2 separate regions of the Homo sapiens genome follow, and region 2 is linked to region 1. Evidence: read pairs that join two places in POLR2A ChIA-PET (ENCODE). Cell type or tissue: PC-9. All regions are shown on one strand. Each heading gives the region's core, and the rest is flanking DNA. Links, peaks and the distances in the headings are about the cores only. Region 1 overlaps TESC-AS1 (TESC antisense RNA 1). Region 2 holds the start of LINC00173 (long intergenic non-protein coding RNA 173).

Evidence for each region. ChIA-PET counts read pairs that join two places held together with the same protein. Peaks named below come from ENCODE experiments on the same cell type or tissue, not always from the same donor. Only the 100,000 strongest peaks of a DNase experiment are listed, where the experiment ranks them.
Region 2: POLR2A ChIA-PET joins it to region 1 with 5 read pairs; 1 of 35 experiments calls an interaction of 5 or more read pairs at or near these places.

The regions. Positions count from the first base shown.
Region 1 is chr12:117,119,927-117,135,556 of GRCh38, forward strand. All of the region lies in intron 2 of TESC-AS1 (TESC antisense RNA 1), which reads left to right. It overlaps LOC105370010 (a long non-coding RNA gene), which reads right to left and starts at 1,111. Exons shown (of 4, transcript XR_945398.3): 1 at 924-1,111. In PC-9, for the core only: no CTCF peak of the experiment used is centred there; a DNase peak (open chromatin) is centred at 10,405.
Region 2 is chr12:116,519,049-116,534,678 of GRCh38, forward strand. LINC02457 (long intergenic non-protein coding RNA 2457) reads left to right here. Exons shown (of 3, transcript XR_001749339.3): 3 at 1-2,866. LINC00173 (long intergenic non-protein coding RNA 173) reads left to right here and starts at 14,387. Exons shown (of 3, transcript NR_027346.1): 1 at 14,387-14,568. RefSeq lists enhancers at 1-322, 8,748-9,947 and silencers at 14,198-14,399, 14,304-14,353. In PC-9, for the core only: no CTCF peak of the experiment used is centred there; DNase peaks (open chromatin) are centred at 9,163 and 10,193; H3K27ac peaks cover 1,649 bases.

The DNA.
Region 1 (15,630 bases), core at 9,080-11,579:
ATCAGGCACAATCAAGACTAGCGGGGCTTCTCACCTGTGGGAACCTGTGACCAGCAGGAAAATCACTCCCTGGACACTGCTGGGGGAGCCACCCTCCTCCACCATCCTCCTCCAACATCTTGAGACCTTGGGCAGCTCAGTGCCCCCTCACTGAGCCTCAGTTTCTTCATCAATAAAATGGGTTTATAGTAACAGCATCTACCCTGTAGAGTAGTATGACAATTAAAGGACATGAGCTTTTAGGCCAGCCGCAGTGGCTCACACCTGTAATCCCAGCACTTTGGGAGGCAGACACAAGTGGATCACTTGAGGCCAGGAGTTCGAGACCAGCCTAGGCAACATAGAGACCCTGTCTCTACTAAAAATACAAAATGTAGCTGGGTGTGGTACCCTGTGCTTGTAATCCCAGCTATTCGGGAGGCTGGGGCATGAGAATAGCTGAACCCGAGAGGCAGGGGCTGCAGTGAGCTGAGATCGCACCACTGCACTCCAGCCTGGGCGACACAGCGAGACTCTGTCTCAAAAAAAAAAAAAAAAAAAAAAAAGGACGTGAGCTTTTATAAAGGCACCCTCTCCCATTTTTTTCTCTGGCCACATTGGGGTGAGTCCCATCAGCTTCCTGGATAAGGCAGGCCCCCTCCAAGACCAGCTGACCTCTCCAAGATGTGCCAGGGCTGCGGTCGCTCACGTCTCCCTCCAGGTCACCTTGGGGACTTCTCAAAACTTCATCTTTGGCACAGATTCCCTGGTGACTTGAGCTGGTTGTTTATGTGCATAAATGTCCCCTTACCCCACTGATGGACGTTGAGGTTCTTCTGATGTCCTCCCCGAGCAGGTGTTCCAGCAGGGTAACTGCTGAACCTGATGTTTCTTCTCCTCCCCCTCACCACCCACCCACCCCTAGTCATTGTGGAGCCACTCACTTGGCATGGAGAAGCACCATCTGGTGGCTTTTTCCAGGCGTTTTCCATATTTGCTATGGGACACCACGCTTGGTTGAATTCACAGGAGGGCCAATGCCTCTGGGGGCCTGGAGTGACGTGCTGGTTCCAGGAGGGAGTCAGGAATAGGAGATCTCCATTTCTCGTGTTAACACTTCCTTGCCAGGCCCCTACCAGACAATGTAAGAGGAGGAGCTCCAATGTGATGCAATCGACAGAGGGGTGCATCCTGCTCAGAAGGCAGGGGAGGCTGGGCGCGGTGGCTCACGCCTATAATCCCGGCACTTTGGGAGACCAAGGCAGGTGGATCACTTGAGGTCAGGAGTTCGAGACCAGCCTGGCTAACATGGTGAAACCCCGTCTCTACTAAAAATATAAAAACTTGCCAGGCATGGTGGTGGGCACTTGTAATCCCAGCTACTCGAAAGGCTGAGACAGGAGAATGGCTTGAACCCGGGAGGCGGAGTTTGCAGTGAGCCAAGATCGCGCCACTGCACTCCAGCCTGGGGGACAGACCAAGACTCCATCTCAAAAAGTGGGGGGGAAGGCAGGGGAAAGCAAACAGTATGCCTGGGCTAGTAATTTATTCATCAGACTAGAATGAATTCCCTTCACCTCACTTTTCCCCCCTCTCCTGTTGGTGCATCCTACAAAGGCCAGTTTTTAAGTTCTCCTTTTTGGAAATCTCCCACTGTCCTCAACTCAGCAGCCTTTTCCTTCTCTGAAATGCTACAAGAGTAAGAGTAACAGGAAGCCGGGGGCTGCAGGATCTGCGGGTGCTATGGAACAATGTATCTATGGGTCATGTCCTTTGCGGAGGTGGTGGGGGAAGAAGTCAGGAGAGAAGGAAGCAGTAAAGGCAGATGGCACATTCACTGGTAAGGCTAAGAGGAAAAGGGAGGCCTGAGATTCACAATAGGGAAGAATTAGGATTTCTGTCATCAGACCCAGGGAATCTGGACTTTGAGAGTACTGCCCCACATGGAGGGAGAAAGGGCCTTGATATCTGCCATCAGCACAGTGACTATAATTAGGGCTCAGCTGAGGTCCTTGAAAAAAATCCATTCTTCCTTCCTGGCCAAGTAGCAATTTGCAGCGTTGTGTACTTGGTGGGCACCGCCAAGTTTCTCAGGATGGCACAGTGTATTCCTTAGTCAGAATCTTTAACCCCAGAAGGTTTAGCATTAAGTACAGAAAGGATGAAGTAATGCAAAGTCATAGCTTCCTTTTTTTTTTTTTTTTGGTCCTGTATTATATTGAAAAGTAATCTACGTATATTGGTATACTTTTCTATTTTAAGGGTTTGAAATGTTTAAGAGAATTTGGCATCGTCTAACAGAAAGGCCTTGTGATTCCAATTTCAAATGAATTGAGTAATCAGTTATGGCCAGATATTTTTGTAAATTGTGGTAAAATATACATAACATAAAACTGACCATCTTAACCATTTTCAAGTGTGCAGTTCGGTGGTAGTAAGTATATTCACATTGTTGTGTCAGCCAGATTTTAAGCTGGAAGTTATATGAGAACTTAATATTAAGTTTGTAAACAGAACACTACTCTTTAAGAGAACTTAAAATTTGCATATTTAAAGTTCAATTTATTAGATGTATAAAAATTCATAATGAAGTACTTAGGAAGGTTCTGAAAAGTGCTTAAGAAGAAATCAAATATATTAAATTCATTAGTATACTTAAAGTATTTAAGGGAATTTATTGAAGTGGCTTTAAAAAACCCTTTAAAAGGCTGGGCACGGTGGCTCATGCCTGGAATCCCAGCACTTTGGGAGGCCAAGGCGGGCGGATCACGAGGTCAGGAGATCGAGACCATCCTGGCTAACACGGTGAAACCCCGTCTCTACTAAAAATACAAAAAATTAGCCAGGTGTGGTGGCGGGCACCTGTAGTCCCAGCTACTCGGGAGGCTGAGGCAGGAGAATGGTGTGAACCCAGGAGGCGGAGCTTGCAGTGAGCCAAGATCACGCCACTGCATTCCAGCCTGGACGACAGAGTGAGACTCCATCTCAAAAATAAAATAAAAAATAAATAAATACATATTTTTAAAAAACTATAAAGTATCCCCTGAATAATCTTTCACAAAAGGCTTTGAGAGCTGAATGTGGTGGTGCTCACCTGTAGTCCCGGCTACTCCTGAAACTGAGGCAGGAGGATCATCTGAGCCCAGGAGGCCACCCTGGGCAACATAGTGTCCCTGTCATCAGATCCAGGGAATCCGGGCTTTGAGAATACCACCCTACGTGGAGGGGAAAGGGGCCTTGAAATCTCACTATAATTAGGGTTTACAATCTCACTATAATCTCATCAGCACTGTAGTTGGTTTTTTTAAATTTTTTTTTAAAAATGGAAAGCCATTAAGGCCACCAGTACCCCATGCTGACAAATCAAACCATTTGTATATAAAATACCTCATGACTGAGTGGTTCCCAGACTTGAGTGTGTCTCTCAGAAGCCCTTGGAGGACTTATTAAAATACATGTCACTGAGCTCCAGCACCGGAGCTTCTGATTCAGTGGGGCTGGGTTCAGAAATCTGCATTCCTGACGAGTTCTCAGGTGATTGCAGTTGGTCTAGGAAGAGACTTTGAGAAGCACTGTGCTAAACGCAGAGAGGTAGTGTGTTCCCACCATCATTCTCCGTTATCTGAGCTGCCTTTCTTTGGGCCTTGATTCCCCTATCTCTAACGTGAGAATAACATAGTAGCACTTACCCTGCGGGGCTGCTGGGAGGATGAGAGATATATATGTGAAGTGCCTGGCACGTGCTGGGCTCACTGTGTGTGGTAAATATGTGATATGGTTTGGCTGTGTCCCCACCAAAATCTCACCTTGAATTGCAATAATCCTTGTGTCGAGTGCAGGGCTGGGTGGAGATAATTGAATCATGAAGGCAGTTCCCCCACACTGCTCTCGTGATAGTGAATAAGTCTCATGAGATCTGATGGTTTTATAAATGGGAGTTCCCCTGCACAAGCTCTCTTTCCTGCTGCCATGTAAGACGTCCCTTTGCTCTTCCTTCATCTTCCACCATGATTGTGAGGCCTCCCTAGCCATATGGAACTGTGAGTCTATTAAACCTCTTTCCAAGTTACCCGGTCTCAGGTATGTCTTTATTAGCAGCATGAAACGGACTAATACAATATGACTCCATTACCGTTACATGCCCAACATGGCTACATAGCCTGGGTGTCTTTTATATGTTCCATGCACCTAGCATACTGCTATGCACTTGGTAGGAGCTCAAAAAATATGAATGTAGGTAGAGTGAGTTCCAGGCAAAGGAAACAGCCTGTGCAATGGCCCAGAGGCAGGAGGGTGTAGGGAAGTCAGGGAGCCTCTAACTTGTGGCAGAGGCAGAGTCTGTGTGCAGGAGGGTAATACACTGTGCTTAAAAGTTTGGACTTTGTTCTAAGGGCAACAGGAAGCCATCAAGCAAGGGAGTCATTCCAAGAGATACAGATTTTAGAAAAACCAGGTAGGAGGCAGGTGAACTTGCCAAGGCAAGAGACAGTGGTGGCTTGGACCAGGGTGGTGGCAGTGGGGAGGCACAGAGGTCCAGTGTGGTCCCTAGAGCAGGACAAGGTGATGGATGAACCTTGAAGGGTGAGAGAAGGGGTGAGCCCCAGGGCTCATTTTGATGAACGAGAAAGAGTTTTATCTGCATTCAGGAACTCAACGGACTCCCTTAGGGCATTTGCCAGAGTGTGAGGCCAAATAACTGATTTCCTTCCTAAGACCCTGCCAGTCTACTCAGTGAGTCAACCTCCTCCGGTGTTAGAAACAGCCACCAATGTAGAAATGGCAAGTTGCTCGCAACCTGGATGGTTCTAGGCCTACGTGGGCATAGCTGGTCCTGATCCATGGGCAGCAGGAGGAGAGTCCAGGTTTGGTCTACAAACAATAGCCCCAAGGCAGTATTTCTGAAGCCATGGCCCCTCTCCCAGCCTGCTGTGTTCTTGTGGATTGCTGGCACATTCCACCAAGGCAGTAAGGCATGGCCAAACACCTCATATCCCATCCTGAACCCCCACACCTCACTGGGCCACCAAGAGGCAGGGGCATTTTAATTTAAAATGAAAGGACAGCAGACCATCTCCAGGCAAACCAGTGGGCTCCAGACAGATACGAGGCTTCTGAAGCAGGGAGAGGGAAGTGAATCTTGAAAAGAATAGATCAAGGGGTTGGGAGGGGAGACACATCTCCCCCAGCCTTTGATCTGTGCAGCCCAGCAATGACAGAAGTAGTAACACAAGCTGGGAACACATTTTGCTTTCGTATGACTCACTCAAGAAAGGAAAATGGAAAATTACCACTCTCCTCTCTCTCTTTCCCAAATAGGAACAGGTGCTCTTCCTTGGTGGGGAAGAGCCTAGGTGTGCGACCTGCTGGCAGGATACCTGGGCCATCTCGTGCAGCCACTGGCTCCTTCCTCGCTCTCTTGGTGCTCCCTGTTCAACAGAGGCTTTTCCAGGCAGGGTGCAAACAGCCAGAGCTTAATGAGCTTTTAAGATTAGAGATGCTATTCGCCTGGGGTTGCTGTGCAGCCGAGACTGAGGGTGACTCATGCCGAATATATACTGCCTAGACAGTGACAATTCGCAGCATCTCTCACTACTAAACTACAAAATGTTGTTCCCTTGCTCTCCCTCACCCTGGGCCATCTGTTTGTCTCTATTACTGGTTACACAGTACTGTCAGGGGACTTCTGCCCCCTCCTACATGGCTCACTTCAGGGCTGCCACTCCACACATTACAAACCTACACATCTAAGACCCGGAACCAGCCCTTCTGTTCAGCAGCAACATGTCCACCCCCAGCTCCAAGCTGGGGAGCGAATTAAAGTGATTAACAAATGGTAAATGGTGCTCAACGATTTCAATGAGTAATTAAGAGAAAGAAATGGAAGACCCAGCTGCAGAGGAAATATTAGGTATTGATATATGACATTGTTATAAACTGTCACGACTGTCACCTGTCACGTCACCTGTCAGTCATGTCACATGTCACTGTCACCTGTTGTCTGTCACTGCCACCTGTTGCATGTCACCTATTACCTGAACCATCACCTGTTGTCACGTCACTGTCATGTCGCCTATCATGTCACATCACTCATCTGTCCTGACACCTGTCACCTGTCACATCACTAACGTCACGGGTCATTTGCATGTCCTTGGCATGCAACAAACATATCATGTCATTGGTATGTCACGTCATTGGCATGGCCATGTAGTAAGCACATCTTTAACATGTAAAAAGCAGGCCATCAGCATGCTTTTGCCATGGCTTCAACACATAAGCATGCCACATGTTCCTGACATGTAAGAGACATCCTTATTATGTAAGGGGTATGTCCTTAGCACGTGATGTACATGCCCTTAGCATGTACTGTGTATGTTCTTGCAACGTTCTGCCCTTGGCATGCAGTAAGCATGTCCTTAACATGTTTTAGGATGTCACCTGTCAAATGGCACTGTCACCTATCACATGTAATGTCACTGTCACGTTAGTCATGTCACCTGTCAAATGTCACATGTGACTCGTCACTGTCACACAGCACTGTCCTGAGTCACTGTCACATGTAATGTCACTGTCACATGTACCTGTCTCCTGCACTGTCATATGTCACTGTCACAAGTCACCTGTTAAATGTCACGACCTGTCATATGGTCACGTCACTGTCACATGTAATGTTGCTGTCATCTGTCACTGTCTCCTATCACTGTCATCTGTAACTGTCACATGTCACTGTCACCTGTCATGTCCTTAGCATTTCCTTACCATATTTTCAGCATGCAGTAAGCATATCAGCATGTAATAGGCATGTCCTTTGCACATCACATGTCACAGGCATGTTCAAATAGGCACATTCATGTCACATGTACTTGGCATGCACACGTCATAAATCCTTAGCATGTCACACATGTGCTTGGTGTATAATAAACATGCAACAGGCATGACCATGTTACAAGCACGTAATACAAATGTAGCATGTCAGTGGTGTGTAGGCATGACCATAGGATGCAATCAATGGGCATGTAATTGGCAGGTCCTATCATGTCAGTAGCACATAACAAGCATGCCCTTAGCATGTAATAGGTATGATCATAGTAAAAATAAGCCTGACAATACTATATAAAAGCATGTAACACACGTATGAGAATGCTACCATGTAATATGCATGACAGTGGCACGTAATTGCCACATGATAGGCATGCCTTAACGTGAGTGGCATGTAATGTGCATGCTAGTGTCATGTAAATAAGCGTGACCATAACATGCAATACGCTTGCTCTCACATGTCCTTGGTATGTAACTGGCATGTAAAAAGCATGCCTGTGGCATTATGAAGCATGCCTTAGCACATTGGTGTCACATCCTTGACATGTAATAGGCATCACCATAGCATACAATAGACATGTCTTCAAATGTCCCTAGCATACAACAGCCACGTCTTCAAATGTAGCTAGAATGCAATAGCCATGTCGGTGGCATGTAATAGGCATGACCATAGGATGCAATGGGTATGTACTTGCCATGTCCTGGCATGTCAGTAGCATGTAACAGGCGTGTCTTTAGGATGTAGTGGGTATGAGCACATAAAACAGGCATGGCCATAGTGTGTGATAAGCATGTGACATACATATTTTGTCAGCAGCGGTAACATAAATGATAGCCTGTCATTGGCACGTGATATGCATATCATCACGTCAGTGGCACATAAATATGCATGACAATCGCATGTAATAGGCATGTCTTCGCATATCCCTGGTATGTAAATGGCATGAGCATGGCACTAATAGCCATACATTCGTATGTTAGTGGCATATAAAAGACATGTTATAGGGACCCCAATAGCTATGCCTTCACGTTACTACCATGCAATAGGCATGTCAGTGGTGTGTAACATGCATGACAATACCATGTAATAGGTATACAATATCTTTGCAGGTCAGTGGCATGTAACAGGCATGACCATAGCATGTGATGGGCATACAAGTCATTTCTCTGTCAGTGACATGTAATAGGAATGACTATGGCATGTAATGGACATGTGGCACACATCTTAGCATGTCACCTGTTACCTGTTACTGTCACCTGTCACTGGACCTGTCACCAGTCATGCACTGTCACCTGTCACTGCCACCACTGTCATGTGTTACCTGTCACCATTCACATTATGGTTACCTGTCACTGTCACCAGTCACATCACTGTCACTGTCATGTCACATCACATGTCACTGTCACATCACCTGCCACATCACCACTGTCCATCACCTGTTACATATCACCCATCACCTGTCACATCTGTGACACCTGCCACATCACCTGTCACCTGTCACTGCCATGTCACTTATGTCACTGTCACATCACATGTCACTGTCACGTCACATTTCACTGTCATGTCACCTGTCACATCACCTGTCACATTTCCCTGTCACATATCACCTGTCACATCACCTGCTGTCACATCATCTGCCATGTCACTGTCACCTGTCAATGCCATGTCATCACCTGTCAAGTTAGTCACCTGTCACCTGTCACGTCATTGTCACCTGTCACGTCATTGTCACCTGTCACGTCATGTCACTCATCTGTCACTGTCAACCTGTCACCTGACTCATGCCACCTGTCAGTCACCTGTTACATGTCAATGTCACCTGTCATTGTCAACCTGTCACCTGTGACTCATCACCTGTTGTTACCCATCACTCTGACGTCACCTGTCTAATCTGTCACCTGTTCTGTCCTGTCACATTTTGCAAGAATGCTACATGTAGTTAGCATATTAGCTTGGTGCAATTCACAAGAATGCCTCCTGTACTAAGCATGTCACTGACATGTCACATGTCAGCATGTCATAAGTATTAAATGGCACATGGACGTCACTAGTATATTGCAAGTGTGTCATATGTTGCATGCATTTTTGCATGTCACATGTTGCAGGCATGTCGTGTATGTCATGCATGTCACATCATGTTGAAAGCCACATGTGGGTCACAAAGCACAACATGCATGTCATAAACATGTCACAGAGCACCTATGTCACAAACATGTCATGTTGCAGAAGTGACATGAAATGTGTCAAGATGACATGCTGCACGTCATATGCATGTTATGCCTTTCAGAATCATGCATACACACGTCATATGCACAACATAGGCTATATGGTACATGCACAACATATATATGTGATGTTACATGCAGAACATTTGCAATATACACGTTACATACATGCGTTATATACATATTACACAGAACATGTGCAATGTATATGCAGAACATAATACATGTATGACATGCAATATGTAATGTGTGTAGAACATGTGACATATACGTAATATAAATGCTATATGCACATTTATGTAATATGTGACATACACATGTGACATATGCATGGCATGTAACATGTTTAATGTGACTATATATGTAATGTGTGATGTTACATGCACATTTTATGTATGTATAATGTTATAGATACATGCTATGCATAACATAATGCTATATTTTACACATTACATGTACATAACATGTATGTTACACAACATATACGTTCTATTGTTACACGTGTATATACATATACATATACATGTGTATAATATATACATGATATATGTTACATATAAATGTTATGTGTCACACATCTATGTTAGCTGTTGATAAATACAAACACACGTATATATATGAGTCACCATCTTGAGAAACCAAGAATTCAACAGGCGATCCTCTGAAGATTTTTGCCTGTCAGCTTCTAATTCCTTCAAAGGCAAAATGATAGTATTCACACGAATAAACCATGCTGACACAATGGCACAAAGTTTGCCCTGAGCTTACCCCTCTGAGTTTCACAACTCAACCAAACTCTACCTGCTGCAACTCTGTCATAAGCAAGATCACTGAAAACCATAGACATCTCTACAGGGGAGGACTGCCTTCTTCTAGCTGTTTCCAGGGAGATGAGGATTAAAGCAAACTCAACCAGGGGAGTTGTAAAAAGCAGCTTGGGTTTTGGAGTCAGGCTGAGCTGGGTTGTGATCTGGGCCTTGTTATTCAGTAGCTGTGCTGTCTTTTGTTTTGTTTTTGAGACGGAGTCTCACTCTGTTGCCCAGGCTTGAGTGCAGGGGTGCAATCTCAGCTCACTGCAACCTCTGCCTCCTGGGTCCAAGCAATTCTCCTGCCTTAGCCTCCTGAGTAGCTGGGATTACAGGTACACACCACCACGCCTGGCTAATTTTTGTATTTTTAGTAGAGATGGGGTTTCACCATGTTAAGCTGTGCTGCCTTGGGCAAGTTACTCAACTTCTCTGGGCCCTGGTTTCCTCAGTTGTAAAGTGGAGAATTCCAGGTATATGCGGCTGGCACAGAAGAAGGGGTCAGAACAGCATGAGCTTTACACAGAGTGGAATGTTTTGTGCTTTTTGGCAAAGGGTGTCCTGTCACAGGAAGGTAAAGGTGACTTCATCTAACATTCCAGAAGGGTTTGCCTGCTGATTATGTCAGCGGCTCCAGCTCAGGCAGGAGCAGGGTATGAATGCTGACCTTGGGAGGTGGTAACTGACATGCCTCTGAGGTCTGTGGGAAAGAACAGCAAGGCTTTCCCTACAGCAGAAGCCTCATTGGAATGACAGACCCAAGCAAATGGGGTTGGATGAGCTCCTTGTTCCCCCAAGCTGCTATGGTCTAAATGGCTACTCCATGACACCTTGGCCACCTCGATTCCAAGTCACTCACCACCTGAATGGGATTATTTCACACTTGAGAGGAGAGTTACATTTGGTTCTGAAGCTGCCGATGGTGTTTTCCACATTTTGGGATATGGGTCCTGAAGGCAGGGCAGACACACCATTGTAGAGACCTGTGGCCCCAAGCTGAGCCAGCCACACAAGCCGAGAGAGCACTGGCCCAACTGGAGTCAAATGTGAATGAGCTAAGCTGAAGGTTTCAGGAACAGTCTCAGGTAAGCCCCAGCACACAGTATCTCCAGCCCTTATAAGACTCTGATCTCTCAAGACGGATGCCTTAAAGTCTCTATAATCTGGAGGCTCTTGGAGGAGTGTGATGTCTCTGTTTCTGTTATCCAGCGCTCAGAAAAAACAAAGCTCCTTGAGTCCAGAAGTGGGAGGATGGTGTTCAACAGCATTCAACAGGGCATGACAAGAGACATAGCTGGCTGGCTTTCTTTTCTCTTTTTTTTTTTTTTCGAGACAGTCTCACTCTGTCACTCAGGCTGGAGGGCAGTGGCACGATCTCGGCTCACTGCAACCTCCACTTCCTGGGTTCAAGCGATTATCCAGCCTCAGCCTCCCGAGTAGCTGGGACCACAAGGTGCGGGCCACCACACCCAGCTACTTTTTGTATTTTTTTGTAGAGAGGGGGTTTTGCCATGTTGCCTAGGCTGGTCTTAAAACTCCTGAGCTCAAAAAGATCCACTCAAAGTGGGTGGATTAAAGGCATGAGCCACCGCACCTGGCCTTGGCTTGCTCCTTATAAGAAATAGCTGTTGGCACTCATACCAATGGCTACACATCCTCAGTGGGCTGAGAGGGGCAGAAGCTTAAAGGAGGCTTAGGGGTGAGAGCATGGACATTTCAATGCATTCGTACAGCACTGGCTCATTCACACCATGAGGCAGGCGCAGAAGAGAGACTGTTATGTTCTTTGCAGATGATGTTGCTGAGTACAATCCTGTCCCATATAGAAATAAATCACAGCCCCCAGAGCGAACTTAGAGGGGCTTTTTTTTTTTTTTTTGAGACAGAGTCTCACTCTGTCGCTCAGGCTGGAGTGCAGTGGCGCGATCTCAGCTCACTGCAGCCTCTGCCTCCCAGGTTCCAGCAATTCTCCTGCCTCAGCCTCCTGGGTAGCTGGGATTACAGGCGCAAGATGCCACGCCCGGCTAATTTTTGTATTTTTTAAGTAGAGATGGGGTTTCACCATGTTGGCCAAGCTGGTCTTGAACTCCTGACCTCAGGTGATCCGCCCGCCTCGACTTCCCAAAGTGCTGGGATTACAGGCGTGAGCCACCGCGCCCAACCGATGGGCTATTCTTACACCTCAGCCCAAATCATTTATCTTAGCCATTGCAGTTTGTTGAGTCAAGGTCTTAGATACCATTAATTTAAAAAGTAAGCCCCAGCATGCTGGCTCACACCTGTAATCCCAGCATTGTGGGAGGCCAAGGTGAGAAGATTGCTTGAGCCCAGGAATTTGAGACCAGCCTGGGCAACATAGAGAGATCTTGTCTCTACAATAAATAAATAAAAATTAGCTAAGCGAGGTGGCAGGCACCTGTAGTCCCAGGTACTTGGCAGGCTGAGGTGGAAGGATCACTTGAGCCCAGGAGTTCAAGGTTGTAATGAGCTATGATCATGCCACTGTACTCCAGCCTGGGCAACAGAGTAAGACTCTCTCTGTCTCTTTTTTTTTTTTTTTTGAGATGGAGTCTCACTCTGTCTCCCAGGCTGGAGTCAAGTGGCGCGATCTCGGCTCACTGCAAGCTCTGCCTCCTGGGTTCACACCATTCTCCTGCCTCAGCCTCCCAAGTAGCTGGGACTACAGGCGCCGGCCACCATGCCCAGCTAATTTTTTTTTTTTTTTGTATTTTTTAGTAGAGACGGGGTTTCACCGTGTTAGCCAGGATGGTCTCGATCTCCTGACCTCGTGATCTGCCCGCCCTCGGCCTCCCAGAGTGCTGGGATTACAGGCATGAGCCACTGCGCCTGGCCAACTCTGTCTCTTAAAGAAAAATAAAGTAAGGAAACCGCAAGATTGTGTATGGGCCTTTATAAGTGAACTCTGCCATCCCCCTAGTCTGCCCAACTCTGTGAGGGTAGAGGATAAAGGAGCCAGTACTGACCTAAGGAAGACAGGGACGAAACGCTGATTCCGCGGGCTCCCACTGAACTTTGATTAAAAAGGATGATGCCCCTCCCTGTTAAAGCAAAGGATTTAAAGACATTGTTTCCAGCTGGGCGCAGGGGCTCATGCCTGTAATCCCAGCACTTTGGGAAGCCAAGGCAGGAGGACTACTTGAGCCCAGGAGTTTGAGACTAGCCTGGGCAACATGGCGAAACCCCATCTCTACTAAAAATACAAAAAATTAGCCGGGCATGGTGGTGCGTGCCAGTAGTCTCAGCTACTTGGGAGGCTGAGATGGGAGAATCACCTGAGCCAGAGAAGTCAAGGCTGCAATGAGCCAAGATTGCACCACCACACTCCAACCTGGGCAAGAGAACAAGACCCTATCTCAAATTAAAAAAAAAAATTTGTTTCTACCAAATTTTATATCTGTAGCAAGAGAACATTTTGGAACCCCAGCTTACCTGCAACAGCAGATATTTTGTCAGGCAGTTGCAGGGTTTGCCTTGGGCAAATGGATTTAGCGTTGAGTGATTTTTAGCTGTCTTTTCCTTTTTTTTCTTTTCTTTCTTTCTTTTTTTTTTTTTTTTGAGACAGAGTTTTGCTCGTTGCCCAGGCTGGAGTGCAATGGTACGATCTCGGTTCACTGCAACCTCTGCCTCCCGGGTTCAAGTGATTCTCCTGCCTCAACCTCCCAAGTAGCTGGGGATTACAGGCATGCGGCACCACACCTGGCTAATTTTGTATTTTTAGTGCAGGTGGGGTTTCACCATGTTGGTCAGGCTGGTCTCGAACTCCTGACCTCAGGTGATCCACCTGCCTCGGTCTCCCAAAGTGCTGGGATTACAGGCATGAGCCACTGTGCCCGGCCTTACCTGCCTTTTTCTTTGACAGCTTCTACCCTATTGATTTCAGCTATGAACACGGTGGTATTCAGAAAATTGAAGTGCTGTAAGGTTCTATGATAAAACTGGTTGATCCTCAACATCCAATTTCGTCTTATTTAGGATGCACTTTTTGCATCACTATTTTCTTAGGTATGATTGATACTGTGCTTAGGTAGGGAAGTGCCCCTGTTCTTAGGAGATGCATGCTGAAATATGTAGGAAGAAGTTTCAAGCTGCTTGAGACATTTTTGAATGGTTCAGGGAAAAAGCACACATACACTAAGAGGGAGATAAAACAGAACAACTGCTGAGTCTTGGTGGGTATCTTGGTTTCCACTACACTATTTTTTTTCAATGTTTTGATGTTGCTTAGACGTCTATTAAAAGAGCACTGTTTAAATGAACTTTACAGTAGGGGTGAGGACACTACAGCCTGTGAGCCTAACCCAATCCACGGCCTGGCTCTGGACATAAAGGTTTAAGGAACTCGCTCGTATTGCCTGTGGCTGCTTTCCCGCTACAATGGCAGAGCTGAGTCACTGCAACAGAAACCATATGGCCCGCAAAGCCCAAAATACGCACTGTCTGGCCCTTTACAGAAAAAGTGTGCCAACCCCGGCTTCAGAGGAAATCGTATTTTCAGAAGCAACTTCCTTCAGAAGTCTTTGTAGGCTTAGAATAGGTTTCCCCCAAACTTCAAGAGCACACGTTACTGAGATGGTGAAGGATAACATTTCCTCGCTTTCCTTCTACAAAGTAAATGTGATTGACAAGAGACAGTGCTGTAACTGGCCAGGAGGCTGCCATGTACAGTTAGTGAGAAAGAAATAACAAAGCTTGGCAGGGCATGGTGTCTCACGTCTGTAATCCTAGCACTTTGGGAGGCTGAGGCTGGTGAATCACTTGAGCCCAGGAGTTTGAGACCAGCCTGGGAAACACGGCGAAACCCCATGTTTACAAAAAAAAAAAAAATTTAAAAAGTAGCTGGGCATGGTGGCACATGCCTGTGGTCCCAGCTCCTCAGGAGGATGAGGCAGGAGGATCACTTCAACCCAGGAGTTTGAGGCTTCAGTGAGGCTTGATGGTGCCACTGCATTCCTGCTGGGGTGACAGAGCAAGACCCTGTCTCAAAAAAAATAAATAAAAATAAAAATAAAATAAAATAAATAATAAAAGAACAGGCTTTGAATCATTAAAGGATGATATTGTTAGCAAGACATTTTCTGTAGGACAAGAGAACCCTACACAGAAAGCAATCTGGGGCAACAGAAACACCCCTGTGGTCAAAGCCAAAGGCCCAGGCTGGGACCCAGTTCTCAGACATTGGCCAATCAAGTCACTTAACCTCTCTGGGCCTTCTTACTTGTACATGTAACATATCAGGAATGGATGCTCTAGCAGTTGATGGTTAAAGGGCTTTCAAATTCTCTAATCTTTTTTTTGTCTCGCTCTGCCACCTAGGCTGGAGTGCAGTGGTGTGATCATGGCTCACCGTGCCTCAAACTCCTGGGCTCGAGCGATCCTCCCTCCTGCCTCTGCTCCTGAATAGCTGGGATTACAGGTGGCTGCCACCACACCGCCTAATTTTAAAATATTTTTTGTAGAGATGGGGGTCTCACTATATTGCCCAGTCTAGTCTCAAACTCTTGGCCTCAAGAGAACCACTCGCTTCGGCCTCCCACAGCATTGGAGTTACAGGTGTGAGTCACCATGCCTGGCCCAGTTCTCTAATTTTGTGGCAACTATCGAGTAAATAGTTCCATACAAAAGTAGTCATTACTGCCAGGTGCGGTGGCTTATGCCTATAATCCCAGCACTTTGGAAGGCTGAGGCAGGTGGATCACATGAGGTGAGGACTTCAAGACCAGCCTGGCCAACGTGGTGAAACCCCATCTCTACTAAAAATACAAAAATTAGCCTGGCATGGTGG
Region 2 (15,630 bases), core at 7,959-10,458, 600 kb before region 1:
TCCAACTACCAGGTGTTTAATACCTTTTCAGCTTGGGTGGATCATGGATCTCTTTGAGAAACTGAGGAGACAGTCTTGGATTCTCTCTCTGTCTCTCTCTCTCTCCCCCACCTCCCCCTCTCTTGCACCTTCTTCTCCCTGCAAACAAAATCAGAGTCCTGCTCTGTCACCCAGGCTGGAGTGCAGTGGTGCCACCTTGGCTGACTGCTAGCCTTGAACTCCTAGGCTCAAGTGATCCTCCTGCCTCAGCCTCCCAAAGTGTTAGAATTACATGCGTGAGCCCCCACACCTGGCCTGGATCCTCTCTTTTGTAGAAAATGCACTTGCATAGCAAACACACACACACATACACACCTCTCACTTTTTTAATGAAATGTCAGGGTGTCTGCTGATGCCTGAAGCACATCCGAGGGCCGCAGTGAGATATTCTTCTTTGGAAGTGCTCAACAACCCTGGGAGGTAGGTGTGGCAGGGTCTCTTTTCATACACCATAAAACAGAGACCCAGAGGCAGCTCGCAACTTGCTCAGGTCATGTATTAGTGAGCATCAGAGGCAGGCCAGGACCCCCAATTGCACAGGTCTAGGAAGCACCATTTCATCCAAGTCTATGTTGCATGCCAAAGAGTGTCACTGACAGAGAACACAGTGAGACCACTGCTACCGCCCTGGAGTTAGGCAGTGCAGCAGCTCTAGAGGACCTCAGCCAGGGTCTTCTGATAACCATTTACAGGCATATATGCAAAAAGCCCCACGGGGTGACAGAGGTAAGGAGTCCTGGAGGGGGATCAGAGAGGGATGCAATTGCCGAAGACTTGGATGCCTAAGCTTGCAAATGGAAGACTATTTCTAAATCATTTATTCATTCCACAGCTTCATAGGTGGAGGTGATTCATAGGTGGTTCCTATGTGAATTTCAGTTCCCCTTCCCCCCGACCTAGAGTAAAATCCACACTCTTATTTATTTATTTATTTATTTTGAGATGGAGTTTCACTCTGTTGCCCAGGCTGGAGTACAGTGGCATCTCGGCTCCCTGCCACGTCTGCCTCCCAGGTTCAAGCAATTCTCCTGCCTCAGCCTCCCAAGTACCTGGGATTACAGGTCACCACCACCGCGCCAAGCTAATTTTTTGATTTATACTAGAGACGGGGTTTCACCAAGTTGGCCAGGATGGTCTCGAACTCCTGACCTCAAGTGATCTGTCCACCTCGGCCTCCCAAAGCGCTGGGATTACAGGCATGAGCCACCGCACCTGGCCAAAATCCACACTCTTCATAGCGATCTCTGTGGCTCAGCAGGGACCCCTCCATGCCTCTCTGTCTCTCCTCTCTCTTGCCACTGCCTTTCTTGTTCATTACACTCCAGCAACCCTGACCTTCTGTCAGTTCCTAGCGCTTGCCAAGCTTTCCCCTCCCCAGGGCCTTTGCACTTGCTGTTCCTCCTGCCTTGGAAGATTCTAGCCCTGGCTGTTCCCAGGGCTGGCTCCGTCTCATCCTTCAGCTCTCATCTTGAATGTCACTTTCTCAGAGAGATCTTCTTTGACTTTATCTAAGAATATCCCTCCACTATTCTCTAGCCATCTGTTTCTTTTTAGCACGTATAACAATCTGTAACTGTTTTATGTCTTAATTTGCTTATGTATTTATTATCTATCTCTCCCTTGATCATAGAAAACATGGTAAAGATTGTAGCTACGGTGTCCTGTTCACCATTCTATCCCTAGCCCCTAGCACGTATTAAGGGTTCAATAATTGCAGACTGAATGACTGAAAGGCATGTTTGGAAGCAGAAGTATTCCTCGGCCACCACTTTATCTTACTTAGTGCAGTAATGCAATCAACATTTGGCTCCTGCTGTGATGCTACCCTGATCTCGGGCTGGTGAAAGCGTGACTCTCCAAGATGAGCCATCCAAGAAACCACATAGAAAAGATCAAGGTCCCATAACTTCAGCTTGGGGAAGCAAGAACAAATGTGGCATTCCTCACTTAAGAAAGAAGAGGCTGTGATGCTTGCTAAAAAAAAAAAAAACTTGTCAACTGGATCCATCATCAAAGGAAACTGCCCCATGGACAGTTTTATGACGTAGTCTGAAGCACAGGAAATGGGCGGCACGGGAGCATCGGGGGACTTTTAGAAGTTGTATTGCTTTCTTAAGAAAATGCTGCTGGCTTCTGGAACTGCAGTTTAATTAAATTCAGTTGGCTGGATACCTTCAAAGGCTGTTCCAGGTCTTCACCAGCCCTCACAGACGCAGGCATCTTCCGAGCAAATGTGTGAGCGAGAGAGCGGTGAAGCAGTCTCTGGCAAGACAAGGCAGGCATTCTCCAATCCTGGATCATCACACCCTGGCATGCGGCAGGGCAGGTGGCCAAGGACCTGAGCGTCCAGATCTTCCTCCACCCACCCCGCCCGGTCTCCATGTGTGACAATGGAGGGGAGACAATGCTGTCTTCATAGAGGTAGTGCAGAGATCAGGGCTATCAGAGGGGCCTGCAAAGGTGCACACAGACCCACTTTGGTCAATTTGTCAGCGGTGAAATCCGATGCAGGTTCTCCCAGGGTGACTCGCTGCCACCCCAGGGATGGAGTCTGCAGGTTTCTAGGGGCTGGTCCCCCAGGGAAGGAAGGTCTGAGGGCCACAGGAGCATTTTGGGAACTTGAGCTCTTCCAAACCAGTCTGTAACACAGAAGACGCTAGAAAGAACACTAACTGGGTCAGAGATGCAGTCCAGACACCATGGGGCATTCTGATTATCTTGATAAGATGTGAGCTCAAACATAGACCCTGTCAGATGAAATGTCTCAGAAAAGGCAATTTTCTGTTCAATCTAACTTTTAATTTAAAAAATAATAATAACAGGCAGGGCATGGTGCTTCACACCTGTGATCCCAGCACTTTGGGAGGCTGAGGTGGGAGGATCACCTGAGGTCAGGAGTTTGAGACCAGCCTGGCCAACATGGTGAAACCTTACCTCTACTAAAAATACAAAAAAAATAGCCAGGTATGGTGGCGCATGCCTGTAATCCCAGCTACTCGAGAGGCTGAGGCAGGAGAATTGCCTGAACCCAGGAGGTGGAGGTTGCAGTGAGCCAACATTGCACCACTGCACTCCAGCCTGGGCAACGGAGTGAGACTCCATCTCAAAAATAAAAATAAAAATAAAAAATAATAATAACAAGCAAAAATCTCACCCCCATTTCCCCACTTCCCAAAGAACTGAGAAAATAGCCTCTGGTCTCCAGGAAGACAAAACCAAACGCAAGTCCACCATCAGACTGAGCTGACCTTGGCTGTGCACCCGTGCAGAGCCCAGGACTATGCTAGGCGAGTTCACACCCTTGATCTCATTTGATTGTGTCGACAATGTTGAGAAAGAGATTTTGTTAAGCCCATCTTCCAGATGAGGAAATCGAGGCATGCCAAGGTAATTGTCACTCTCTCAAGATCACTCAGCTTGTAAGTAGCCAGAAGTATAAATTGAGATGATTTGAGATGCATTTGGCATTACTTTTTGGCAACATACTGCTATTGATTGTTGGCAGTTTGGGGTACTATGGATACAAGAGTTTTTTTTAAAAAATGCAGTCCCTGTCTTGAAAGAGCTCACTCTTTCTTTGACTTTTTTTGTTTGTTTGTTTTGTTTTTGTTGAGACAGGGTTTTGCTCTGTCCCCCAGGCTGGAATGCAGTGGCATGATCTCAGCTCACTGCAGCCTCCACTTCCCGGGCTCAAGCGATCCTCCCACCTCAGCTTCCCGAGTACCTGGGACTACAGGCATGCACCACCATGTCCAGCTAATGTTTGTACTTTTTGTAGAGACGGGATCTTGTCACGTTGCCCAGGCTGGTTTCAAACTCCTGGGCTCAAGTAATCCACCTGCCTCAGCCTCCCAAAGTGCTGGGATTACAGGTGTGAGCCACCGCACATGGCCTGTTTGACATTTATGATTGCATTTTACATATTGATGAATACATTTGTCTTGTTCCCTAATTTTGCTGCAAACTTCCAGAGTAGAGGCCTAGCCGGGCGCGGTGGCTCACGCCTGTAATTCTAGCACTTTGGGAGGCCGAGGTGGGTGGATCACGAGGTCAGGGGTTCAAGACCAGCCTGGCCAACATAGTGAAATCCTGTCTCCACTAAAAACACAAAACATTAGCTGGGTGTGGCAGCAGGCGCCTGTAATCCCAGCTACTTGGGAGGCTGAGGCAGGAGAACTGCTTGAACCCAGGAGGCAGAGGTTGCAGTGAGCAGAGATTGCACCACTGCACTCCACCCTGGGCAACAGTGTGAGACTCCGTCTCAAAAACAAAACAAAACAAAAAACAGAGTAGAGGCCTCACCTCAAAGTTTCCCAGGTACAGACCATAAATCCCTTGGGCAATTTGATAGAACTTTTTAGAATCGTGCTTTTCTTTCTTCTTTTCTTTTCTCCTCTCCTTCCTTTTTTTTTTCTTTTTTTTTTTTTGACAAAGTCTTGCTCTGTCTCCCAGGCTGGAGCGCGATGGTGTGATTTTGGCTCACTGCAACCTCCGTCTCCCAGGTTCAAGTGATTCTCCTGCCTCAGCCTCCTGGGTAGCTGGGATTACAGGCATGTGCCACCATGCCCAGCTAATTTTTGTATTTTTAGTAGTGGCAGGGGTTTCACCATGTTGGCCAGGCTGGTGTCGAACTCCTGACCTGATTGCCAAGGAAATCACTTAGACGGTAATAACGATACTGAAATATTAAAAACCAACGTTGTAAAATAGTAACAGGTAAGCTTATTTATTATCCACTAAGTAGCAAGATCTAACCCTGGTCTATCTACTACTGTAACTTCCAAGGAGTAAGGAGCACAACAATATTTTGATATATCTGCAGCAATTGATGGTGATACACACACATCTGTGATTTGTATGGGTGCCAAAGTCACAGGTACTGCTGATACCACGGCAGTTTGTCACTTACATTCCTAATAGAAGACAATGTTGCCATTTGATCAGAAGTTAGTGCAAAGCCAGGCACGGTGGCTCATGTCTGTAATCCCAGCACTTTGGGAAGCTGAGATGGGTGGATCACCTGAGGTCAGGACTTCGAGACCAGCCTGGCCAACATGATGAAACCCCATCTCTACTAAAAATACAAAAATTAGCCAGGTGTGGTAGCACGCACCTGTAATCCCAGCTACTTGGGAGGCTGAGGCAGGAGAATCACTTGAACCTGGGAGGTGGAGGTTGCAATGAGCTGAGATCGTGCCATTGCACTCTGGCCTGGGCAAAGAGTGAAACTGTCTCAAAAAAAAAAAAAAAAAAAGAGAAGTTAGTGCAAATAAAGATGTCATTTTTTTCCCGGGTTAAATTTATGGACCCCTGAATTCTACCTGTGCAAGGGTCCGAGGACTTCATGTTAGGGCTCCTGTTCATCGAGTGGCATTTCGCCCCAGTGTGCCCTTCTTACTAGCACCGAGGGCTGCTGAGCATCTCAGTAACCGAGCTGGGAAGGACGCGCCTTGGGTCTTAAATTTTCCATGATTGAGTGAATGGCTGCTCAGTTTTTCCATGTCATTGGGGAGGTTACGGGTATATGTCAAATTCCTGGTGGTGGCATTTGGGAATTGAGCCGTAAATGAAGGCTGGAGGGCAGAGTGGTCAAGGGCATATCACAGAGTCACAGGAGACCTAACTTCACATTCGGAACCCCCTGGCTATTTAGCTGTGTGTCCTTGGGCAGGTTAGGAATGGGTCAGGTCTCAGCTCTGTCACCTGTGCAATGGGGCTGAAGACCCTGCTCCTGGGTTTGCTGTGAGGACTCTGCGAGATAAGAGATGGAACATGTGGATACACCATTGGCATATGATGAGCACTCAACGTAAGGCGACTATTTGGCAACACCCCTTACTTCATTGTTTTATCTAGTACCTCTCTCCAAAGCTCGTGGAGTGCAACAGACAGCATTTGAGTTAGACCTTTGCAGATCGCTGCTGCTTTGTTCTCACTTGCAATCAGCTCACAGCTGGTAGCGTCCCCTCATGGGAGCTCTCAGAAAATTTGTCTCTTGCTCCCCATCCCCGGCCCCAACTTGAGTCATGCCCCAGGAATTTGGGAGAGGGCACCTTCAGCCAGTGGTGTGGCGATTTTTCCTTTCTTTCTCTTTCTCTCTTTTCTTTCTTCCTTCCTTCTCTTTTGTTCTTTTTCTCTCTTTCCTTCCCTTCCTTCCTCCCTCCCTCTTTCTTTCCTTCTTCCTTTTCTTTCTCTCTTTCTTTCTTTTCTTTTTCTTTCTTTCTCCTTCCATCCTTCTCTCTCCTTTCTCCCTTTCTTTTCCTTCCTTCTTTCCCTCCCTTCCTCTCTTTCTTTCCCTCCCTCCCTCAGTCCCTCCCCTCTATCCCTTCCCTCTTTCCCTCCCTCCCTCCCTCTCTTCCTTCCTTCCTTCCTTCTCTCTTTTTCTTTTCTTCTTTTCTCCCTTCCTTTCTTTCACCTTCTTTTTGTAATTGTGCCGAGTTGCTGAGTGAATCATTAAGGGAGCGAATTCCAAGTGCATGAGCGTCTCTGTGTTTCCCGGGACGGGTTTGGGCCAAGACAAACCTCTGTGATGCCAACAGCAGTTGCTTGAACAGTGGAGCTCAGAGCTGGCTTCCCGGCGCCGCTTGCAGGGGCTCTGTTTGAACTTTCTCCTCTCTCTTTCTACCTGGTGATTAAAGGAGCCACATGTAACTTTCTGCTTAGTCCTCTTTCTCCTTCTTTCCCGGTGCACACCCTGGGAAAGGCTCTGCGAAGTCCCACAGTGTTTCTTTAGGAGACTGGGCGGCCCCTTGATTTATGTTCACTTGGCAACGTAAAATTGAAATGGCCTGAGGACGCTGAATAACTGGAAAAGGGAGATGGAGAGGAGGCCTCTGGGTGTCTGATTCCATGTAGCTCATGCCTGGCCCTTCCCCCGTAGACCAGAGCCACGGACCTTGGAGTCCATGGGCAAAAGGAAAAGCAAATGAGGTGGCTGGAGTTGGAAAAAGAAGTCCAAAATTGTTCAGAGAAACTAGCATCATCTGTTTTTTCTGGGAGCCTGACGACTTTGTATTTTTTCCTCCTTCTTCCTTTCTCCTTCTCTGTCTTTTCTCTAGGGATCGCCTACCCATTTTGGATTTAATGCATAACCCATGGGGAAAAAGCAGAAATTTTAATCCCCAATCCGGCCCATGGTAGGGGCTCCATAAATGTTAGTTGAGTTAAATACTTTTTTATAAAAGAAGTTGGGGCCAGGCACGGTGGCTCATGCCTGTAATCCCAGCACTTTGGGAGGCCGAAGCAGGCAGATCACTTGAGGTCAGGAGTTCGACACCAGCCTGGCCAACATGGTGAAACCCCTGCCACAACTAAAAATACAAAAATTAGCCGGGTGTCATGGTGCACACCTGTAATCCCAGCTACATGGAGGCTGAGGTGGGAGGATAGTTTGAACGCAGGAGGCAGAGGTTGCAGTGAGCCAAGATCGTGGCACTGTACTCCAGCCTGGGTAACAGAGCAAGACTCTGTCTCAAATCATAATAATAATAAATAAAAGAAGTTGAAAGTCAACTTTTTTTGTTTGGTTCTGTGAAGTGTCTTGCCTGGGCCTGCAGAACCTGGGCTCATATCCCTCTGAAAGCACGGCTTGCATCCCATATAAACACTTGTGTCTGTTCTCAAATTACATTTTGAGCTATTTGAGGGCAGGGACTCTTCTTCCCTCCTTGACTCTTTCTTTCCACAAATATTTATTGAACACCTACTGTGTGCCATCATTATCTCCCTTCCACTCCACCCTAACTATTAGCATGTCTGTCTTTGAATGTTCGGGTCTCAGTGTTACATGAATAAATAAATGAATGGAAAAATGGAGTTTTAGGTGGGACTCCAGGAAGTGGACCAGGGTCTGAGGTTCTCCTGGAAGGCTTACATGTGGTTAACATCTTAGAATTGGGGCCAGGTGCAGCGGCTCAGGACTGTAATCCCAGTGCTTTGGGAGGTTGAGGCAGGAGGACTGCTTGAGGCAAGGAGTTTCAGACCAGCCTAGGCAACAGAGTGAGACTCTGTCCCTACAAAATTATAAAAATAAAATAAAATGAATTAGCCAGGCATGGTTATGTGTTCCTGTAGTCCCAGCTACTTGGGAGGCTGAGGTGGGAGGATGCCACGAGCCCAGGACTTCAAGGCTGCAGTGAGCTATGATTGTGCCCATGCACTCCAGCCTGTGTGACAAAGCAAGACCCTGTCTCTGGAAAAATAAAAAAAATCTTAGAATTGGGATGGAAGGCAACAGAGAGACAAGCTGGTCTCGGGTAGGAATAAGGACTGATAGTGATCAGTACCAACTTGGCTGCCATTTTGCCTTATGACTGGAAGATGTAACTCTTTGGACTGCGGTTGTTCTATCCCTAAAACGAGAGCAACCTCAAGATTTCTTGCAGATTTAGAGTTCTAGGATTCTCCAGAAACATTTACCCCTAAAACCAATAAAGTCAGATCCTTCCATAAAAGAATTATGACACCACCAGATTCGTCCCCTGCACTTTCTCTTCTTGGACTGTCTCTTCTTAGTCTCCCTTGGAACTGGATTTGTCTTTTCTTGTTCAAGAATCTATACTGGCTCCCAGTTGCCTATCATATCTAATGTGCCTTCCTCTCCTTGGCTTTCAAAAAATACACAGTCTGTGCACAGCCTACAAATCTCTCTGACATGCATCCCAGCACACAGCAGTGGAAATCCTCCATTCCAGCGAGGCTGTTTCCTCTCTGCCCCGACTTCCCTTCAGACCTTTACATGTGGTTCCCTCATGGAGTGCCCCTTCCTGTTCCTTTTATGATATCTCAATCCTCCTGATGTCATAAAGTTTCCAATTGGAGCCAAATTTAAGTTGGTTTTGAATAGAACATCCAAAACAAGGACTTACTCCAGGAAAAAAAAAATTTACTCATATTTCCAGACTCAAAACAAACTCTGTGATTCTCTTGGTTAATTTCCTTCCAGTCTTTTTTCTTTGGAGATCTGAGCAGAATTTTAAAGGAGGAACTCCACAACTTACATAGCCATCACCTTTGGTTGGTTGGACATGGAGGTTGCTTCTAATCTTTCACCGTAATCTACATGTCATGACGAACATCCTGTAACTAAATCTTTTTATATGTCTTTAATTATTTCCTTGGGCTAAATTCCTAACAGGTGAATCATCAGGATTAAAGGCTCTTTGATGATGGGGGTGTAGGGTTGGAGGAAGAGGAACCACGCTGTGATCTAAATCCTTCTGTGAGTCCATGGGGCACACTGAGTGAGAAAGTGACAACCTCCATCTTTTTCTTTGGGAACTGGCCGGTTGAGTGGGTGTCCCAGCACCTTTGCATCCCTGCCTATCATTTTTCTGCCCAACATCAAGTTTCTAAGACTTCTAGAAGGTTCTTCAAAGGCAATAGGTAATGGAAAATGAACAGCCAGCATAGCTTTAGTCAGTGGCAACATTTGCCATGCAGTGGCTGAGGATTCTGGAGCTGAGACTCTGCTGAGTCTGTCCCCTCCATTATCCCCACCCCCAAACACCCCCATCCCCCACTCTTGGGTTGATGGACTATGGCACTTGGACAGACACATGTGATTGACTGTGGTATTAAGAAAATATGTATGACACAATGTTTTTTAGCTTTTTCCAGAGATATTTATATCACACAAATGGCATGTTGGTTTCTTTTTTTTTTTTCCATCTCAACCACTAAGAATGAATAAATCAATTGTCTTAATCAGGCTAATGGAGAGTGCATGGGCTAGAAACATAGGTGGGAGGGGCTCTTCATCTGAGCCTGTTGCTCCATTAGCAGGGGTAGAGGGGCCTGGCAAAGTCCCGTCATTATCTCTGGGCCTCTGTTTCCCTGTCCTTGGGATGGGCATCTGACCACTCATGACTTTGCAGGATAAAGATTGTCAGAAGCATTTGGAGTTCCTTGGAAGAAAGTAGCTGCATGAATTTTTAATCCTCTATTTTCAGCTCTTTGGAGCCGTGTGTAGGAGCAGGGCTGTAAACACAGAGAACTCACCGCTACATTCTAGTTTATAAGGTTTTTGTCTCACACAATCCCACAGACCTGACCTTAAGAACAACTCAAAATGTGGGCGAAAAGCAGTTTGTTGTGGTCGTCGTTATCACATAAAAATTAATGGCTTGGCAAACACAAGGATCATCCTGTCACGCTGAGGTCATGTTTACACCAAGCAAATATATTTCAAGGTTCCTAGAGTTTCAGCAGCACTGCAAGGCAGAATCAACACAATTCCCAAGCAAGACTCAGAATCCGGTGCCAGATTCACCCTGGTTCCAGAGGGAGACATTAGTGAGTATTAATTCTGCAATTAGAATGCCATCCGTTTCCAAATTCCTTATGGCTGAAGCAGGTTTTTTTGTTTTTGAGACAGAGTTTTTGCTCTGTCGCCCAGGCTGGAGTGCAATGGTGCAATCTCGGCTCACTGCAACCTCCATCTCCCGGGTTCAAGTGATTCTCCTGCCTCAGCCTCCTGAGTAGCTGGGACTACAGGTGCCCACCATCACGCCCAGCTAATTTTTGTATTTTTAGTAGAGATGAGATTTCACCATGTTGGCCAGGCTGGTCTTGAACTCTTGACCTCAGGTGATCCACCCACCTTGGATTCCCAAAGTGCTAGGATTACAGGCATGAGCCACAGTGCCCAGCCTGAAGCAGGTTTTTTAGTTCCTAACTTATTGAGGCCTGCTAGTGCCACTGATCAGTGAAAAAAAGAAAAGGAAAATTCATAAGGTCATAGGATCCACACTTGGATCTCATTCATTGCTTATGCATTAATTCACCAAATATTTATTGAAGTGGGCCAGGGCCTGAGATTCTCCCCGAGGCTTACATGTGGTTAACATCTTAGAACTGGGGCTGGGTGCGGTGGCTCAGGCCTGTAATCCCAGTGCTTTGGGAGGTTGAGGCAGGAGGACTGCTTGAGGTTAGGAGTACCAGACCAGTCTGGGCAACATAGTGAGACTCCATCTCTACAAAAAAATTAAAATAAAAATAAATTAACCAAGCATGGTCGTGTGTTCCTGTAGTCCCAGCTACTTGGGAGGCTGAGGGGGGAAGATGTTATGAGCCCCGGAGGTCAAGGCTGCAGTAGCTATGATTGTGTCACTGCACTCCCCAAAGTCTCTACCAGGGACTGTGCTAAGTGCTGGGGACACAGTGGGTGGCAAAAGCAGAATGGTCCCTTCCTAGGGGAAGGCTGTAGTCAGGTCAAGAAGATGGACATTAATCAGTAATTGCAAAAGGAAATGTAAAATTACAACCAAATTCGGAGCTGTGAAAGGAAGGCTGGGGGACAGATCATTGTCAGAGGAGGATCTGAGGTAGCCTTGGGGTACAAGTGGACAGAACCCAGTGGGAGGATGGGAAGGAGGAAGGCACTGCGTAAGCCAAGGTCCATGGTAGGACGGAGGGGCAATTTGGGGATATGAAAGTCCAGAGTAGCAAGAAGGAAGGGGAGAGAAGTATAAGATGGATCTAGTCTATGGCCATATGGACCCTGAACTCACCCCATCTCATCTAAAAGATGGAGCTAGGCACACCCACTGGGATGGCAAACATTATTATTGTTACTATTATTTTGAGACAGAGTGTTGCTCTGTTGCCCAGGCTGGAGTGCAGTGGCACAATCTCGGCTCACTGCAATCTCCATCTCCCAGGGTCAAGCAAATTCTCCTGCCTCAGCCTCCCAAGTAGCTGGGACTACAGGCACACGCTACCACGCCCAGCTAATTTTTGTATTTTTAGTAAAGACGGGGCTTCACCATATTGGTCAAGCTGGTCTCGAACTCCTGACCTCAGGCAATCCACCCCGCTTGGCCTCCCAGAGTGCTGGGATTACAGGCGTGAGCCACTGTGCCCGGCGCAAACTTTTTTTTTTAACAGAAAATAACAAGTGTTGGTTGGCAAGGATGTAAAAAATTGGAGCCCTGGTGCACTGCTGGTGAAAATGTAAAATGGGCAGTCACTGAGGAAAATAGTGTGGCGGTTCTTTGACAAGCTAAACACAGAGTTACTGCAGAACCTAGCAGTTCCATTCCTAAGTATGTACCCCAAACAATTGAAAACAAAGGTTCAGGCCAGGCGCGGTGGCTCACACCTGTAATCCCAGCACTTTGGGAGGCCAAGGCAGGGGAATCAGGAGTTGAGGTCCTGACTGAGGTCAGGAGTTCGAGACCAGCCTGGCCAACGTGACAAAACCCCTTCTCTACCGAAAATACAAAAATTAGCCAGGCGTGATGGCGCACTCCTGTAATCCCAGCTACTCGGGGGGCTGAGGCAGGAGAATCGCTTGAACCCGGGAGGCAGAGGTTGCAGTGAGCCGAGATTGCGCCACTGAATTCCAGCCTGGGGAACAGAGGGAGACTCTGTCTCCAAAACATAAATAGATAGATAGATAAATAAACAAATAAATAAATGCAAATATTCAAATGAAAACTTACCCACAATTGTTCATAGAGCACTATTCACAATAGCCAAAAGGTGGAAACAACCCAAATGACCCCTAGCCAGTGAATGGATCAACAAAATGTGGTCCATCCAGGCAATGGAACAGCACTGAGCCATAAGAAGAAAGGAAGCACTGGCATGCGCTACAGCATGGATGAGCCTTGAACACATGATGCTGAGTGGGAGAAGCAGACACAAAGATTATATATCGTAGGATTCCACTTACATGAAATATCCAGAACAGGCAATCCATAGAGACAGAGAGCAGATTGGCAGCTGCCAGGGGCCAACGGGAGGGAAGAATGGGAAGTGACTGCTAATGGGTACCGAGATTCTGTTTGGGGTGATGGAAAACTTCTGGACCTGGCCAGGCATGGTGGCTCACCCCTGTAATCCCAGCAGTCTGGGAGGCCAAGGTGGGTGGATCACCTGAGGTCAGGAGTTCAAGACCAGCTTGGCCAACATGGTGAAACCCTGTCTCTACTAAAAATACAAAAATTAGCCAGGCGTGGTGGCAGGCACCTGTAATCCCAGCTACTCGGGAGGCTGAGGCAGGAGAATCACTTGAACCTGGGAGACAGAGGTTACAGTGAGCCAAGATCATGCCACTGCACTCCATCCTGGATGACAGAATGAGACTCTGCCTCCAAAAAACAAAACAAAACAAACAAATAAAAAAAAAAAAAAGATGGTGGCAGCTCACACCTGTAATCCCAGCAACTGGGGAAGCTAAGGCAAGAGGTGTGGCAGCTCACACCTGTAATCCCCAGCAACTGGGGAAGCTTGAGGCCAGGAGTTCAAGACTAGTCTGGGCAACATGATGAGATTTGATCTCTACAGAAATAAAAATAAAAATTAGCTGGGCATGGGGGCAAGCACCTGTGGTCCCAGCTACTCAAGAAGCTGAGGCAGGAGGATTGCTTGTGTCCAGGAATTCAAGGCTGCAGTGAGCTACGATCACACTGCTGCACTCCAGCCTGGGCAACAGAGGGAGACCATGTCTTTAAAAAAAAAAAAAAAAAAAAAAAAAAGATGGCGCTAGAGAGACAGTTGATACAGGGTATGGATGGTGACCATCATTGATCATCATGGCTGCTGGTGGGTAGTGGATGGGAGTGAGAACAGCATTAAGAGGAAGGCCAGTGATGAGGCGGGGACAGTGGTCCAGGAGGAAGATGCAGGTGGCCTGGACCAGGGGGCACACAGTGAGCCACGTGTGTCAGGCAAAACCAAGAGGGCTTAGTGAGGATCTGGATGCACAATCATTCAATATAGACTCAACTCTGCCCCTCCTATTCAGCACCTGTATGCACTTATGGATGGGAGGAGAGTGTTGGAGGGAGAAAGTATATGTTCTCATAGGGATGCTGAAGAACAGGTCAGAAGACCCCTGGCTTCAAATTTTGACTTTTTCATTGCCAGATCCCGAGAGAGTAACTTCGTTTCTTTGTGCCTGTGTTCCTTCCCCTGTAAAATCAAGGCCCCAACATGCACTTCATAGGTCGTTGTGAGACGGGGACAACAGCACCTGCCCTGGCTACCTCCTAGGGCTCTTGGGAGACCCAAATGAGTTGTTAATCCTTCAAGGACAACACAGATCACGTTGCTGGGCTGATGTCATTGCTTTTGGAAAGCAGGTCCCTTGAACAGATTCTCCCAAAGCAGTGACTTTAGGAACATCTCGAAGGCGACAGATTCCAGTTGTTAAGGCTACGATGAAATAGCAGAAGACTCTGGGAAGCAGCGTGCAACGAGTGGCAAAGGAGCCCCTAACGCTCTTTCTTCTGTGCTCGCCCCGCCCCCTCCGGCGTGGGCCCCGCCCCGACTAAGCCCCAGCCAGGCCCCGCCCCCGATGTTAGCGCAAGCCACGCCTCCTCAGCTCCCAGCCTTCTGGGTCCGAGGCTCCCACCTGCTCTAAGCGCTTGGTACCAGGGAGGGAATGGGAGGACGCTTGCGGGATAGGGAGGCGGGGGCTGGAAATTGGCAGGGTGAGAGCTGGGGAAACTAGTCTGGGACGCAGCCCTCCTTGTCCCCCTTCTTCATTCACCCCCTTGTTGAGGCCCTTGGCTTTTGCATAATGTAAGTACTTATTTAATGCGTGTGCTGGCTCGAGAGCTCTGCATTTGTCTTTCTGTCCTTCATATGCCAGTGTACCTCCGCCTTCTGTCTGTCTAGGTGGGAGCTCCTGGAGAGGAGGGTGCTTCCCAGCAGTTGCTGTTCGACCCCCAGCCCCGGGCCAAGGGCACAGAGAGAGAGACAGAGAGGCTGGGGCTGCAGTGGGGGTGGGGAGGTGGGAGCTGGGGCGGGGCGGAGGGAGCGAGGGGGAGGAATGAGAGCACCATATGACAGGCTTGTGGAACCACATCTGATGCCAACTTGGATGCTGTCCTTTTTCTCCAATAAAAGGAACTTTTCACTTGTTTTTCAGACACCCTTTAAAAAAATGTATTTAAAGAGGCTGGTTCCTATCCATCCGACTGGAGGCATCTCAGTGCAAGAGCAAAGCTAAGTCCTGCACACGCTCCTCCCCTCCTCCTCCTCCTTCTCCCCCCAGGTTTTCCCGAATGTATCTACTCCGGTTACAACTAGACGCGGCCCCTCCCCCACCTGCCTCCCCCCTTCCTTCCCTCGATCGTGGAGGGAGCGTTCTCTGTGCCTTCCCAAGTCCCCGTGGGGGACCTTCTATGTTGGAGTGGGGGGAGGGGGGGAGGGTCATATAACGAAGGCCAGAAAGAACAAATTAGATAATCAAAAGAATTATAGTAATTGCTTTCACTTTCCCCCGCCCGCTCAGCGGATTCCCTCCCCCGCCCCTCCCCTGGTTTTTCTGTCTGTCGGGAATACTCGGTCTTTCCGACCCCCTCCCCTCCCCCAGGTTCCTCCTCTCCTCTCCCCTTGCTCGCGCGTTCCCTCTCTTCCTCCGTTTTCTGGTGTGCTGGAACGTTCAGCGGAATATGATGAATGATCACCTGTCACAGCTTGTTTATTATAATGCAGGCAATCAATTACACATCCCCAATGCTGGCCGGCCCGCAGGAAATTTATATGCTCAGCACAAACCAATGTGAAAATGGAATCTCATTTGCCAAATGTCTTTCTCCCCGTACAGCACGATGATTACAGTCTGTGTTTGTTTCAACA